Linked DNA regions of Mus musculus: regions 1 and 2 are each linked to region 3. The links are chromatin loops, found by intact Hi-C in ENCODE. Cell type or tissue: heart. All regions are shown on one strand. Links, peaks and the distances in the headings refer to the core of each region. The heading gives the core; the rest is flanking DNA.

Region 1 (4,733 bases), core at 1,007-3,506, 130 kb after region 3:
GTGTTCTTGTTTTAATCCCAGTGTGGGGCTGTGGGGCTGCTTCAGATTGTCTGCAGCAGCTGACGTGATTTCCTCGTGCCCTAACAGAGGCACAGTTTTGCCAGCTGCAGACAATTTCTGCAGTTGTGTGACCTCTGGAATTCTGGGAACTTTTCAGAGGGTATGTAAATGCTAGAGCCACAATAGGCAGGGTGGGTGGGGTTTTGGATGCAGTTTTCTCATACTCAGAGAAGAAACAAAAGGAAAGAATTAGATTCAAGGATCTCTGTCTCCCCTTTATCCTTTCCTTCTTATCTAGTGATAGGTAGTGAAAAGGGGGTGGAGGAATAAAGGATGGGAAAAAGAAGAATCCACAAAAAGCGAAGACTATCTACAAACTGCCTATAAGCCAAGGAAGAGGGACTTCAGGGGAATTGAGTCACCTGTGCCTTATTCTTTGACTTCAACATCCAGAACTGGGCGTCAGTCAATGTCTGCCGCCAGTCTATGGTATTTTAGCAATTGTATATGGATTAATGACAGGGATCTCTCACTGACCTTATCATTATGGGAACTTCATAGAGTGCACTTATACAAAGTAAGATGGGTAAGGTGTCACTAGATGACATACTCTTTTGAGAACCACTGCCATGATGCATCCTGTCGTTAACTGGAGTTTCATTATTCAAAGCTTATAGCGCACCAAATACCACCGAATGCATTCTTTTCCCCCTTTTTTTCTTTTCTTCTTCCTCCTCCCTCTCTTCTTCATTAGATTCCCCAATAGAAAGCAGAGGCTGGCCTCAAACTTGTGATCTTCTTGCTTCCTACGTGCTGGGATCATAGGCCTGTGGCACCACACCCTACTCAGATTTATGTTCTGCAGGTGAGGGGAGAGATTTGAGATGGCAAGATTAGCCTGACCGAGGTCACATGTCTGGGCAATGAGGTTCTGAACCTGTGATAAATGGTATTGACAAGTGTTCATGTGGGGGTGCACTCAATCTGCAGAGTGGCTGTCACATGCAGAATTCAGTGTTGTTCATGGGGGGGGGGGGGTACATAGAAGGGTAGCCCGTCTTTGAATAAGAAGTTGCAGGAGAGAGAAAGACTAGTTAGGCAGGCCATGACCGGTACAGAGCGGGGACAGAAATCAAGTGCATGGGGACTTCAGGAGAGGCAGCTGTTGAACTGGATTAGGTTAGCCTGGGAAGAACCACAGAAGTGAGACCTCATCGCCCACTGTGAAGAACAGGCAGGGAGAAAAAACAGAAACAGATCATGCTGGAGGAGAGCTGGGTACAGCAGAGACCCCACCCAGGTCCCGAGCCTCCTACGGGGGTGGCATACACACACACACACACACACACACCTCGACCCCTCAGAAAGCAGCAGAGGCTGATGCTAGGTGAAGACCCTGGATCCCTGGACCCCGAGGTTTGCCCCCACCCCCATCTGATTTCGTCCCAACTGCCCTGGAAGGCAGCGACACCACAAGGAGCCTTGGCTGAAGAGACACTTGGCCACGGAGTGGAGAGCCAGGCTCGGAACAAGGTGCACTGCGCTGTCTCCAGTCTTGCATGGCTGCCACCCAGAATGTGACTTTGCCTACATCTCCCTGCATGGCTAGGCATTGGAAACCTTGTCCCTGGCTGACTTCTGGACCCATGTGACTCTCATCCAATGACTAGAGGGGAGGCTGCCCCCGCGTTGAGGTGCAGGGCTCTTGCCTAGCTCTCCGGGGGAAGGGTCAGGCAGAGTGGAACCTCCTGTTCAGGGCTGGCAAGGTCCAGACTGGAGCTGTCACACAACCCCATGAGGTCAGTCCCCTGCATAGCCCTCAGTTCTCTGGCCCTTTCCCGGAAAGAGGTCACCGCCCAGGAGCTCTCAGAACAGGGGCTCTCTGTGTCTAAGGCCGGCCTGGTGGAGCAGGAGGATGCATAAGGCCAGCGGGGGCAAAAGAAGGGCGTGCTGGGCCACTCGCTGCGGGTGGCGCCGCAGCCCCGGGTCGCCGGCAGGGACCGGCGTGTGGGCGGAGAGGCGGCGCGCGCTCGGAAGTGGCCCCGGGCGGCCTCCCAGGCGGGCGGCTCCTGTTTCCCGGCTCCCGGGCGGGCGGGCGCGGGCCAGCTGCTGGGAGGTGAGCGGAGCAGCGTTTTCCCACAGTCTGGGGCGGTGACACATGGCGCTCACACATTCCACAGCCGGCGGCCGCGCCAGGCCTGGCGGTGAGTCAAGGCAGCGCGGGGAGCTGCCGAGAGCAGGTTCCGACTTTGGCACCCGGCGCGCCGCCTTCCCGCCTTGCCCAGCCCGGCGGGGGCGGAGGGGGGAGGGGGACGCCGGTTAACCCTTGGCTACCTAGGCGTACAGCAGCAGAGGCTCCGATGCTTGTCCATTGAGGGGGGACAGAGGGGTGGGGGATACATCACCACGGCGGATACCTACACACCCTGTGTTCCTTGTGCGTTCTTTGCTTTTTTTAGACCGGGGGGGGGGGGGGGGAGGGGGTATCTGTAATCCAAACTAGTCTGAATTCATTGTGGCTTCAAACTCCTGGTGATGCTCCTAGTTACAAAGCAGAAAACCAGAGAAGTTGCTCGTTAGAGACGGTGCCACTTCTGGCTTTTAGATTCAGACACGAACTGCCAGAAAGACTGGAGGGGTGAGGGGAAGGCTTTTATCGTTACTGTCCCTTCATCTAGAGTCTCGCTTCTGAGTCTGACCACTGTGGCCAGGCCCAGCTCCCGTGTGTTTATTGACTGGATCAAAAGTCTAGGTCGCAGTTCCTTCTGGCAGTCGTTGTACAGATAGAAGCAAACAGCTGGAAGCCTGCGCGGACAAATGCACACCCACATAACCACACACTTTAAAAAAGGCGGGGGACTGTGACTGTGGTGGGTGTTGTCCCCATGGGAAGGCTGAGCACTCCAACCTTGGCTTCCCTTGGGCGTGTGTGAACTCTACATGACTTCTGCAGCTGTTGCTGCGTGCATCCCCACCCCGATCTGCATCTACCTATTCTGAGACCACACAAGCCCGCAGCTTTCATCAGACTTGAAGGTCCCACAGACCAAGGTTCAAAGTTCGCGCTTTTTTTTTTTTTTTTTTTTTGAGTCAGGGTCTTACTAATGTAGCCTAGGTTGACCCTGAAACTTACAGGAGCGTGCCACCACACCCAGCACCTGGTTTATCATTAAAGAGACTTAGGTGAAACCATCTGCCAGAAGTTTGGGACCTGTAAATGTCACCTCGGTGTCTAGATGTAGTTCAGGTTATCCCACACACACAGCCTTTGCTCTCACTACCCCATAGCACTCACTTGTGAGCCCCCCCCCCCCCCCCGCCCCCGGACCTGCCCAATCGCCATTTGCATCTTCCACAGCTCAGATTCTGTAGACCCTGGTAGGACTTTTCGAACTCTTCTTGGTTGGGGAAATAAACCACCCCTGCCCTGTGACTCAGTCAGTTAAGTGCTCAGTTATGCTAGTGTGTCAAAGGACCAACCGAGATGTCCCCTCTGGAGATCCACAGTCAACGGGGTATATGCTAGGTCATTCAGCCAGCATGAAGCACGGCTCCAGAGGAGACACAGCAGACGCTGATGGCGCCAGTGGACACTGAGAGAAGCAGAGGAAGAGGAAGGTTACTCTGAAGTCCCATGATCTCCAGTTGGGGCTCTCAATCAAGCAATTAGAAAGTCTCCTAAGGAGTTAATTCTATCCTAGTGTGATAAAGGATGAATGGACCAGGTAGGGGTCCTGCCTCAGGGCTCTTGGTCTCATTGCCACCATGATTGGTCAGTTTTCACCCATCTGCAATGGTATAGAAGTGCTACCACACAGCCTACTCTGCTCCAGTTTGCCTCATTCCACACAGCTTGATGGTTTCAAGATGTGGCCACATTGCTGCACATTGTCTCAGGAGGTCATTCCTTTTCGTCCCTGAGTGGCATTCCATCCTGGGTCTAGTGCAGATCACTTCTCAGTCCTCTTGCCTTTAAGTCTGGGCCTCGAGAAACAGAGCTCATTCACACAGGGAGCTTTTGGAGATATATTTCTATTTCTCCTAAAAAATGCCCAGGAGTAGGGTTGTCGGGTCACATTACAGATGCATGGTGGGTAGAGATGAACGGGGACCAGCTAGCAAATGCCACCTGGGCCATCCCATCCCATCTCTGATTTCAGTGATGTTGTGCTGACATCTTTAAACTGGTTATTGTAGGAGAGTTTACAGCAGGAAGCAGTCGGTTCTAGTAATCAGGTTTGCTTTCCTTATGAACCGTCCACTGTTAAAACCATAACAAATACCACCTACTTGCTGTATTCAACCCTTTCTTTCTCTCTCTCTCTCTCTCTCTCTCTCTCTCTCTCTCTCTCTCTCTCTCTTTCTTTCTTTCTTTCTTTGAGACAGGGTCATGTAGGGAGCTACACAATCCTGGCTGTCCTAGAATCCACTATGTAGATCAGCCTGGTCTTGAACTCACAGAGATCTTCCTGCCTCTGCCTCCTGAGTTCAGGATTAAAAGCATGCACCAGCACGCCTAGCCTGTGTTCGACTCATAAAGCAAATGCAGCATTCCAAATGTCTGCATCACCTCCAATCCATCGCCCCACATCCTCTCCTGCATCTGGCATCGTGAAGTTTTTATTTTAGCCATTGTCCTTTGATTGGCATTCTTTGGAAGCTGATGGCAGTAGAGGCCTTCTCCTGTGCTGACCGTGGCTACTTGCACATCTTCTCTCGTAAGGGCCATTTAA
Region 2 (4,733 bases), core at 1,007-3,506, 150 kb before region 3:
GCTGGTTATTTCTGTCCCTAGTCTTGTCAAAGAAGAGGACTCTACTTTTAATCACATTCTGTTCCTGGAAATTCCATCCTAGGAAATGTTCTATTTGATTCTCCTAGTCTCCTGGAAGGGCAGCCAGCATGAAAGTCACAGGAAGGATAGAATAGGTATTTTGGGGGTGGGAGTGACATCAAACAAGAGTGGCAACAACTGGAGCATGATTAAAATCATCACCTTAGTAGGATACACAGTTTAGTAGGACATTTGGTCTAGTTGGCTTTCGAAGAATGAGGTGGTCGTTACAGCAGAGGTGACTCACTGAGCCCCATAGGGCAGTATTGAAGCATCACCAGGTTAGAAACCAGTTCCTTAAAATGGAGCTCACTGGGCTAGTCAAAGCTTTCCCCTCCCTTTACCTGGGCCCTTCTTTCGCCAGCACATCTTGTTCTAGAGTAAGGAATAACTATTACAGGCAAATTTTCTATTCCTCTGTTCTTCTCCCAACAGTCAGAGGAGCACCAAGTGCCCAGGACCAGGAGTTTAGCATCAACTGGCTCAAAACCAGGGACCAAATTAGAGATGAGTTTCCTCTCCAAATCTGAAGGGCCAGGGACACTCAGGAGCAGAGAGCCAGAGGCCAGTCATCAGGGGACTCACTGAGCCATGCCAATCTCAGCATTCCACAGTTTAAATACCATATTTAGACTTAAATGTTTGCTTTGTGAGCCAGGCTGGCCCAGGCTCCCAGCAGAACGAATGAAGAGATAGCAACAGACTTTGTTGGGAGTGGGGAAGTGAGGATATATCCAAATGTAGGGTGAGAGTCTTTCCCCTCATGTCCTCTGAGCGCTGTTGGTACTAGAACAAAGCCATTAGAATCTTTGAAAGGAGGCTGCTCTTTGGTCCCAGACCAGGTGGTGAACACTAGACAGGTATGCTGAGATCTGAGTGCAAACCTCCTGAGTGACCTGGGATGGTTTTCCTTAGGAAAAGGCCCAGAGGCCAGGCTCAGAATCACCTGCCTGCCATTAGCCTTGGAAGAGATCATCCCACAGATGCCATCTCTCCCCACCAACTTGGCAGTCTAGTCCTGTGTGAGAAGCTTAGGAGTTCTCTTGGATCAGATGAACTGCACACAACAGCTTTCTCTCTTCCTGCAGAGGGAAGCCAGTGACCCCCAAGAAAAGGACTGTGGCGTACCCCCTCACTCCTCTCCAGACACATAATAGCAGGCACAACAGTTTTCTTGATACTGCCCTTATATCTGCTCCTGTTTCTTAGGAAAAGAACTCAGGTCATTAGGAGAGGAGACAGGACTACATTTCCAGCCATTCTTGCGGCTAGAGTGGTCAATGAGATCCAAGCAGAAGTCCCAGGTGGTCTGTAAGGGGGCTGACTTATTGGATGGAGCACCATGGTGACCCTTGCATTTTGGCACGTTCTTTCTGGAAAGCACTGAGAAGGCAGGGGCTTACATGGTCATCGTAGTCCGTGAAGCAATAGAGCCAAGAGAAAGGCGTGCTCTAGGATGCTTGGCGATCCTGTGGACTGCAGCCTCTCTACAAATGTCTTCTTAGACATCTTTGCCAATTATGCCCCAATTTGGCAAAAGTCTCGGTGACTAGGATTTGGTTGGTCTAGGCCAAGCCGACTTCCCTACACATACTCAAAAGTGAGCCCCTGATGCCTGAAGACACACATGTGTCAGCTGTGGGCTAGGGGGTCAAGCTGATGCTAGGCTTAGCAAGGGCAAGATGATAAACAGCAAGCGTCTGTATTTGATAAACCGTGTCGCTTTACACATACCATGGACCCCTTGGGAAGCACTCAATCTATAGCCTGTTGGGGGAACTGACTAAATTAATTTAGTCTGTGCCTTAAAACAACAGTCTTAAAAGAAAGAAAAATTCACCTTAAATTAGGGATCAGTTTGAGCCTTCTGGCTCTGAGCTAGGAGCCAGAGATGCCCTGGAGGCTGGGGGAACAAGGGGGGAGGAGAGTGGCTTCTTGGGCAGCCTCTTTCAAGTGTCTCCATCTTTGGACCCATAGGGGGCACTAAGGAACTGTGGATTTTGTCTCCTTTCTGGCAGAGATTTGTGTTAAGACCTCAAGACCTTCAGTCATCCCTAGAGGAGCTGTGGGAGAGGGACAAGGGCTAGCTTGGAACAGCACTAGGTTCTAGTAGGTGGATTGAAGCCTCTCACCTCCCATCATGCTTAAAGATCTAAAATGTTAAAAAAAAAAATCTGATTCAAAAGTCCGAAGACAAAACCACTGACCCTTCAACCCACCACAGGGACAGCTGGACGCTTTCCTCCCGACCCCCATCTTAGACTAGGAAGAGGCCTGGGAGACCACTCATTTGGCAGCTGAACACAGGAGGCCCACAAGACTAAGTGATTAGCACAAAGTGAAGCCAGTCAGAAGCCGCTGCTCTGGGACAGTAATCTTCCTGCTCCAACTCCCAGTCTAGCGTTCTACACCCCCCCCCCGCACCCCCCTCCCCAGGCCCTCCACTGCCTGGGCCACATTTGTTTTCTTTTCCGGGCCCTGGGGGACTCTGGCAGGGCTGGGGGTCTGATGTGAACTGGAATCTGTTCAATTTCACCTCTCATTGCGCCTGCCAGCTTGCCAGCTCCGCTGACGGAGGCAATTAGAACCAGACATCCCACAAGGGCATTCCAGGAAGCTCTCTTAAAATTCCACAGCGGCTGGGGACTTGCCTTTTCCTGCAGGGATCATCTGGTGTGTAAATAGCAGCTAGTTGTGTAAGACAGGAGATGGGAGGATGGATCACGCGCATGCACAACACACACACACACACACACACACACACACCCACACACACACACACACACACACACACACACACACCTCCCAATACACATTCATCCAGACAGAGAAACATAAATAATCCCAGCAACCCTATTACTTTTAACCTCCTGAAGGGAGAAGTTAGGAATTTACAGGCCTCCCCGGGGAGCATCTAATTGCTTGCTTCCGGGGATGGCTGCTGTGTTTGCCTTGGACGGTGGGTGGCAGGGACGCTGAGGATCTAGGGCAAGACATCCCAGGCTCTCTTCTACCCCCTGCAGATGGCTATTCCCCCACTCTCTCCCCTGAGTTCTCAGGGGTAGGCTTATAGGGGTTGGAGGTCAGTTTAGCTAATACGGAGTCATATATATCTACCCGTGGTCTCGATGAAGCCACAAAGAGGAAATGGTAACGTGAAACTCCGACTCAGAAGTTGTCCGTTTCCTCTAAACCCACTTTAAACCCCAGCATTGGAAGCAAGGGCCCTGGGGCCTGGGGCCAACGGGAGCCCTGTTTCCCCAGCTTCCAGTTTCTCCCTTGTCACTTGAAACCTTGCTTTGGCCAACAATGTGCTACTGTGTAAGTAGACCCACAGAACCTTTTGTGGAAGGCACTGAGAAAGGGCTTAAAGGTATGGGGAAGACAGCTGGGGAAGTTATGTCTACTTCCTCTCACCCTGGGGGTGGGGGGTGCAGCTTCTCATAGGGACTTAGCCAAGGCTAGAGGGAATGTCCTTCTGTCGTGTCTACATTCCCCGAACTGTAGGGCCCATCTCTGTTCCTCAGCCTGGGGTGCTGTCATCACCAGAACACAGCCCCTCCCAGCCCCTCCTCTAACACTGGATATTGGCGTAAATATCATCTCTGAGTAGGAACAAAACAATTCCTAAGAACTAAACCAGCGTTTGATTACCACGAGGTTTAACAGACAAGCCGACCAACCCAAACAGCCTTTACAAATATGTCCTGGGTTTGGGGATGAAGTGGTGACTAATCACCAACCCATGGGTTTAGGGGTGTTTTCCTTTTGAAACAGGGTCTTCACTGTGTGTCCCAGACTGAATCTTCCTTCCCATCTCACACTCCCAATGCTGGGGTCACAGATGTGCCACCAACCCTGGCTCCCGATCCTGCATTCCGTGACATGTTACTGATTGAGTTTTCCTCGCTGCTTTCCGTTTTCCAGTGATCCGTATTTCATGACATCTCTTAGGTCTCTGTCTGTGTTCCAGATGCAGCTGGAATCACCAGACCGGCACTCAGGGCGGGGGAGGGAAGGGTGAGGATTCATTGAGCCAACTGGCTGGTGGTTTTCGTGTTGGGAAGGGAAAAATTGATTTATCTGCTCACTCGACTCCAAAGACTTAACTAATGTTGAGTATTGTGTAGGGCATCGAGGAGAGGGTGAAGGAGGAGAGGGACATAAGACTTCATCACGAGGAATTCAAACTTAAGGGCTGGTGTGTGCCTCTAACTAACTCTAATATAGAGACCAAGTCCTACAAGGGAAGGAGAGATGTCTTGAGGTCAGGGCAGAGGAACTCACTTCTGCTGACAGTGAGCAAGGAAGGGTTGCTGGAGGCAGTGACACTGGATCTCTGAATTGGTCTCTGCCATGCAGAGATGGGTGAAAGGACAATTCAGTGTGGAGTGACAACAGGGGAGAGAGAGCGAGGGTTGGTTAGGTGACCACAGAGGGTCACATCGGTTGGTCACACTGATTGGAGTCAGAAAGAGGAGATTGAGCATCAGGCTTGGAGAATCTGTTTTGACTTCTTTCTGAGTGGACAACACAGGGGCACATCCACCCTTGGGAAAGGTTGGCAGCAGAATGTGCAGGGTGGACAAACATGACATCCTAAAGCATGGGACAGGGTCATGGAGTTGGCCTTTCTGCTCTATTATCTAGAGCTCTGTCATGTGAATGTCATT
Region 3 (4,733 bases), core at 1,183-3,682:
TCCTTGTGAACCATTAATCAAGGAAATGACCCACAGACTTGCTTCCAGGCAATCTGATGGGGGGAAATTTTCTCTACTGAAGTTCCCTCTTCCTAGATGACTCTAGCTTGTGTCAACGGGGGAAACAAAGCAAAACCATCACACACTTTATGGCCTCTTAGCCAAACCTCCAAGACTCTGATTCCCCAGAAGTTCCTGGAGAGGAAGTAATGAGGGCAAAAGGCATGAGTTTTGAAGTCACTGCAACAATTAAGAATATCACTGGCACCAGGTGATGGTGGCACATGCCTTTTATCCCTGCTCTGAGGACACAGAGGCAGGTGGATCTCTGCGAATTAGTTCAAGACCAGCCAGGTCTGCAAAGTGAGATCCAAGACAGTCAAGGATACACAGGAACACTGTCTCAAAACAAAACAAAACAAAACAAAACAAAACAAAACAAAACAAAACAAAACGAACAACAATAAAGAATATAATTGGCTATGGGGAGCCAGAGCCACCCATGGAATATGTTTTTTCGTTTGTTTGTTTTTATTTTATTTTGTGTTGGCCAGTGTACCTCTGAACTCTGGAAAATTGGCTCTAGAAAATAAGCCAGGACCTTCATAGACATGAAGAGACAATGTAGTTGGGTTAGAAGAGGGCAACCTGCCCACTGACCGGTAGACTGAAGAGCTCAGAGCTGGAAGTCAAAAAGGTCCTAGCAGAGACCTGAGTAACTCGGCAAAGTTATCTGAGCCTCAGTTGCCTCCTCTATAAAATGGGATGAATTCTTTCACTGTTGTCAGACCAAAGACACTAATTGACAGTCTAGCAGTCTACAGCTGCCACACTTCCTACCATAAGCAGCCCCTCCCCCGTGCCTTGAAGAAGGTTTTCTCAGCAGCCCCTGATTCCAGGTGGGCATGGAAAACAACCACCCGAGAAAAGCCGACCTGCCCAATATGCTCAACCTTGACTTTACAGAAACCACAGGAGCTGTACTTGAAATGTGCCCAGAGGAGACAGTGCTGTGGTACCGGCTGTGAAGACCGGAACATCAGGCTCAGAGACAAGTATGTTCGGATGATTTACAGAGCATGAAGAATGTTAAGCAGGTATCAGCAGTTGCAAAGGGACAGTTGATGACAGCACATGGCACGTACCTTGTTTCTGTCTTCAGTTAAGGAGCACCAGGCTCAAGCCAGGGGCCCTCAGGCTGATTCTGCCCTTTCCTGGCTCTGGGTCTCTGTCTGTCTGTCCATCACAAGATGAAGGGACAAGTGGATTTTGAATGACTCCTACCCCCCTTCCTATCCCCAACTCCTGACAGGCTGAACTGTTCCAGAAATCAGTTTAGTCTTCTCCAGTCTGTTCATGCAGGGAGCCTGACTTCAGAAATGTCATTGATGAAGTGAGTCTGGGGAGTGGCCCGAGAACTGAATTTCTAAACGTTACGCCTTGGCCAGATGCTTTAATCTGCCTACAGGCAGGCAAAAGTGGCATTGGTAGGATGCCAGGGTAATGACTGAGTCGGGTCAGCTTTCTGCTTCCTCTGCCCACGGGAAGGCTTTGCAAAGGGGCCCGGATCAGAGCCACATGGGAAAGGTCTCAGAGGGTGAGAATCCCAAGCAAGACGACCATTCCCAGGCACAGCGCAGGGCACACTGTACTTGTTGGAATGTAGAGTAGGCTCCTGCCACCGATAGTTCCCAGAGCGTAGAGTGGTTTAAATTCCACAGAAGGGTTGGCGAGATGGCTCGGTGGTTAAGAGCACTGGCTGCTCTTCCAGAGGACAGGGGATTCAATTCCCAGCAACCACATTGCAGCGGACAACTGTTAACTCCAGGTCCAGGTGACCCAACCTCTCACGCTGACATACATGTAGGTAAAACACCAATGCACATAAAATAAAAAATAAATTTAAAAAATTCCAGTTTTTTTTTTTTTTAATGTGTACATACAGGAAGGGTGGGACTGTCTCAACTCCTTGTGTGACAATTTTCAGCTGGCTGGACCCTGCTGCTTTTAACTTTGGGCTGCAAGTTGTTGGATCTCCTCCTATGCACACCTTTTTTTTTTCTGCTGTCACCTGGTGACATCTAACTTGAAGAAGGCCTAGACAGTCTAGTTGTATGTCCAGGAAACCAAAGCCATTGTGTATGCTAGGGAACTGCTGGATACTTCCGCTACAGTGTGATTCATCATTCCCCCAAACACTGTTTCTGGACACCTCTGAAGGAGACGCCACCAGTAGCCCCCCACGCAGAGCACACAAGGAAGAAAAGGAGTTGCTGTTATCTGGGAGTGGCCTCTGAGGTTCTTTTTTTTTTTCCTGGAAGCCAGCTTCACTCTAAAGAAGTAACAAAGAAACCAGAACCCCACTGTGAAAAGGGGCCTCCACCTCTCCCACTGTGGCTTGCAAGGAAGCAGACATGAAGGTTAGGAGTGACTGACTCCCACAGACAAGTCTCAGGCCTCCCAGTGTGAAGTGTGGAAAGCCCCTGGCTTGCCCTAGCATTGCCCACAAGCATGGGTGCCTCCTCCAGCCCCATCTCAGATCTTCTCTCTGGCAGGCACCGATGCACAGACTCTTCACACTGCCTGACACCTCGGCTCTGTGCCCGACCTGTGGGCCACTTTAGGCTGGCGCTGCTGGTAGGGAGCTTGAGCCTGGCCCAGCCCAGTGGCTTTGAAGGGATTTCATCACCCCGACTGTGACTTGGCCAAGCGCCTGGGAGACTGTGGAGCATCGTGGCCCCAGGCTATCTGCTTTCACTGGGAGAGGCCCTCCTCTCTGAATAGAAGAAAACCTGGATGAGGCTGGGTTCCCCATCCCTGCAACCTAAGAACTACCCCCAGGACCGAGCCATCTACCTTCACCCTACTTTCCCAAGAGACAGAGACAAGATGAAGGGCCAGAAAATTAACACGGGGACAACTTGTTAATGATTTTATTGCAGGTTAAATAAAATGTCACAAATAAAACTACAGGAGACCTTTTTTAACCTTACCGGCTGTAAATACTCATTAACTCAATTACTATCAGCAATTAAGGCCAGTTTGGGAACAGTGGCCTGAGACAAAAAAGACATTATCATCCTGGGAAATGAATCCAGAATAAAGGGAATTTATTCCACCTTGGCTAATGAGCAGCTGTATAGGGATGGAAATGAAGGCCTTTGCCTCGGAATTGCTTTTGACCGTTGGGGGGTTGGGGGGGGTAGAGAAAAGGTTCGGCTCTACGTAAAGCTCTTGGAAGGACATTAGGGACATTGTTACAATGCAAATGAGGAAGGCCGTTGTGTTTGGGTGGTTTATGGGTTTAGTAAAAGGAGTAACATTTCAATTAGTGGGGAAGGAATGAGAACCTGCCTCAAAGAGGCTTAATTGGCGACTTGGCATTCCCAGGGGACTTTGAAGTAGCACCCGAGCAGGCAGTTTTCAGAAATGGGTGGAGAATAGAATACAGCAACTTAGGTCCCAGGCTGGGGATGCTGGAGGCAGATGGAGATGCTGTGAAGGTACCATCCACAGCACTAAGCAGATGCCAGCCACATGCAAGTGCCAGCTTTAGCTCTTGGGGCTCCCGGATGGTGTCCCCCATGCCACCTCACCCAGCTCCCCTGACGTCTCCAGGAAACCATCTGGCTTCAAGGGCTGTAACCCTAACCTCACCACTATGGAATTCCTTTTTTTTTCCCCCCTCCTCAAGAATCCCTTTTGCTTTGAATTGAATTCCTGACTGCACAGGGTTATGGGGGAGGGTGTACTATGGCAAATGAAGTGTAGTGGTGTGTGTGTGTGTGTGTGTGTGCGCACATGTGTGCATCTCTGTGTGGGTATGTTTGTGTGTGTGATCACACAGATACAAGTAGGTTCAAAGTCGGCAGGATCTGAAGACTGAGAATTCAGTGCAAATTCCTCTCCTTTAAATAGGTGGTACTGAGGGCTCTTTTCAACCTGAGAGACTACAAAGGTACCTGACCCGTGAGATGCCTTGATGGTTTCTCTCTCGCTGTGGCATCCATCTCCATGAGCTTGTCTATGTGGCTTGTCTATACGGCTCACATAGCCAGCCATCTTGACTAAGCTAAGGCTTTCTTTTCTTTTTTCTGTCTTCCTTCCTTCCTTCCTTCCTTCCTTCCTTCCTTCCTTCCTTCCTTCCCTCCTTCCTTCCTTTGTTCCTGTCTTTTGTATGTGTTGTTGTTTCTTTGTTTGCTTTTCGAACAGGGTCTCTCTGTAGCTCTGGCTGTTTTGGAATCTGGCCTCTAACTCAAAGGTCCAGCTGCCTCTGCCTCCTGAGTGCTGGGATTAAAGGCACGCAGCACCCTATCTAGTGAGGTTGGATTTCTTGCTCGAGCCCCTCATAGATGATGCCAAACCTTTCCTCCACTCCTGAGGAACTATGTTATGTTATGTTATGTTATGTTATGTTATGTTATGTTATGTATGTATTTATTTATTTAATGAATATGAGCACTCTATCTGCATGTACATCTGCAGGCCAGAAGAAGTCATCAGAACACATTACAGATGGTTGTAAGCCACCATGTGATTGCTGGGAATTGAACTCGGGACCTCTGGTCGAACAGGCGGTGCTCTTATCGACTGAGCCATCTCTCCCTCCCCCAGAGGAGCTATTTCTAAAAGTTTACAGAATTATTTGAAATGAAGTTTGAAGGGATAAGAGAGAGGAGCTTCCCAAGGCCCAGGCTCCTCATCGGAGCAAGTCCCCCAGGCTCTGGGACACA

The links. Hi-C counts contacts between places; a loop is a spot of excess contacts. Peaks named below come from ENCODE experiments on the same cell type or tissue, not always from the same donor. Only the 100,000 strongest peaks of a DNase experiment are listed, where the experiment ranks them.
Region 1: a loop joins it to region 3, with 1.9 times the contacts of the local background. A loop is called at or near these places in 3 of 42 quality-filtered maps.
Region 2: it touches region 3 in a loop (2.0-fold over the local background); 2 of 42 quality-filtered maps call a loop at or near these places.

The regions. Positions count from the first base shown.
Region 1 is chr16:30,006,932-30,011,664 of GRCm38, forward strand. It overlaps 4632428C04Rik (RIKEN cDNA 4632428C04 gene), which reads left to right and starts at 1,736. Exons shown (of 3, transcript NR_033631.1): 1 at 1,736-1,799. In heart, for the core only: a CTCF peak has its summit at 2,191; DNase peaks (open chromatin) are centred at 1,970 and 2,860; H3K4me3 peaks cover 1,855 bases; H3K27ac peaks cover 2,111 bases.
Region 2 is chr16:29,732,455-29,737,187 of GRCm38, forward strand. No RefSeq gene overlaps it. Among named protein-coding and RNA genes, the nearest start is that of Gm46567, 79 kb to the right of the region's middle. In heart, for the core only: a CTCF peak has its summit at 2,035; DNase peaks (open chromatin) are centred at 2,097, 2,647, 3,007 and 3,267; H3K4me3 peaks cover 1,015 bases; H3K27ac peaks cover 1,729 bases; H3K27me3 peaks cover 360 bases.
Region 3 is chr16:29,880,144-29,884,876 of GRCm38, forward strand. No RefSeq gene overlaps it. Among named protein-coding and RNA genes, the nearest start is that of Gm52263, 6.2 kb to the right of the region's middle. In heart, for the core only: no CTCF peak of the experiment used is centred there; DNase peaks (open chromatin) are centred at 1,558 and 2,578; H3K27ac peaks cover 2,032 bases.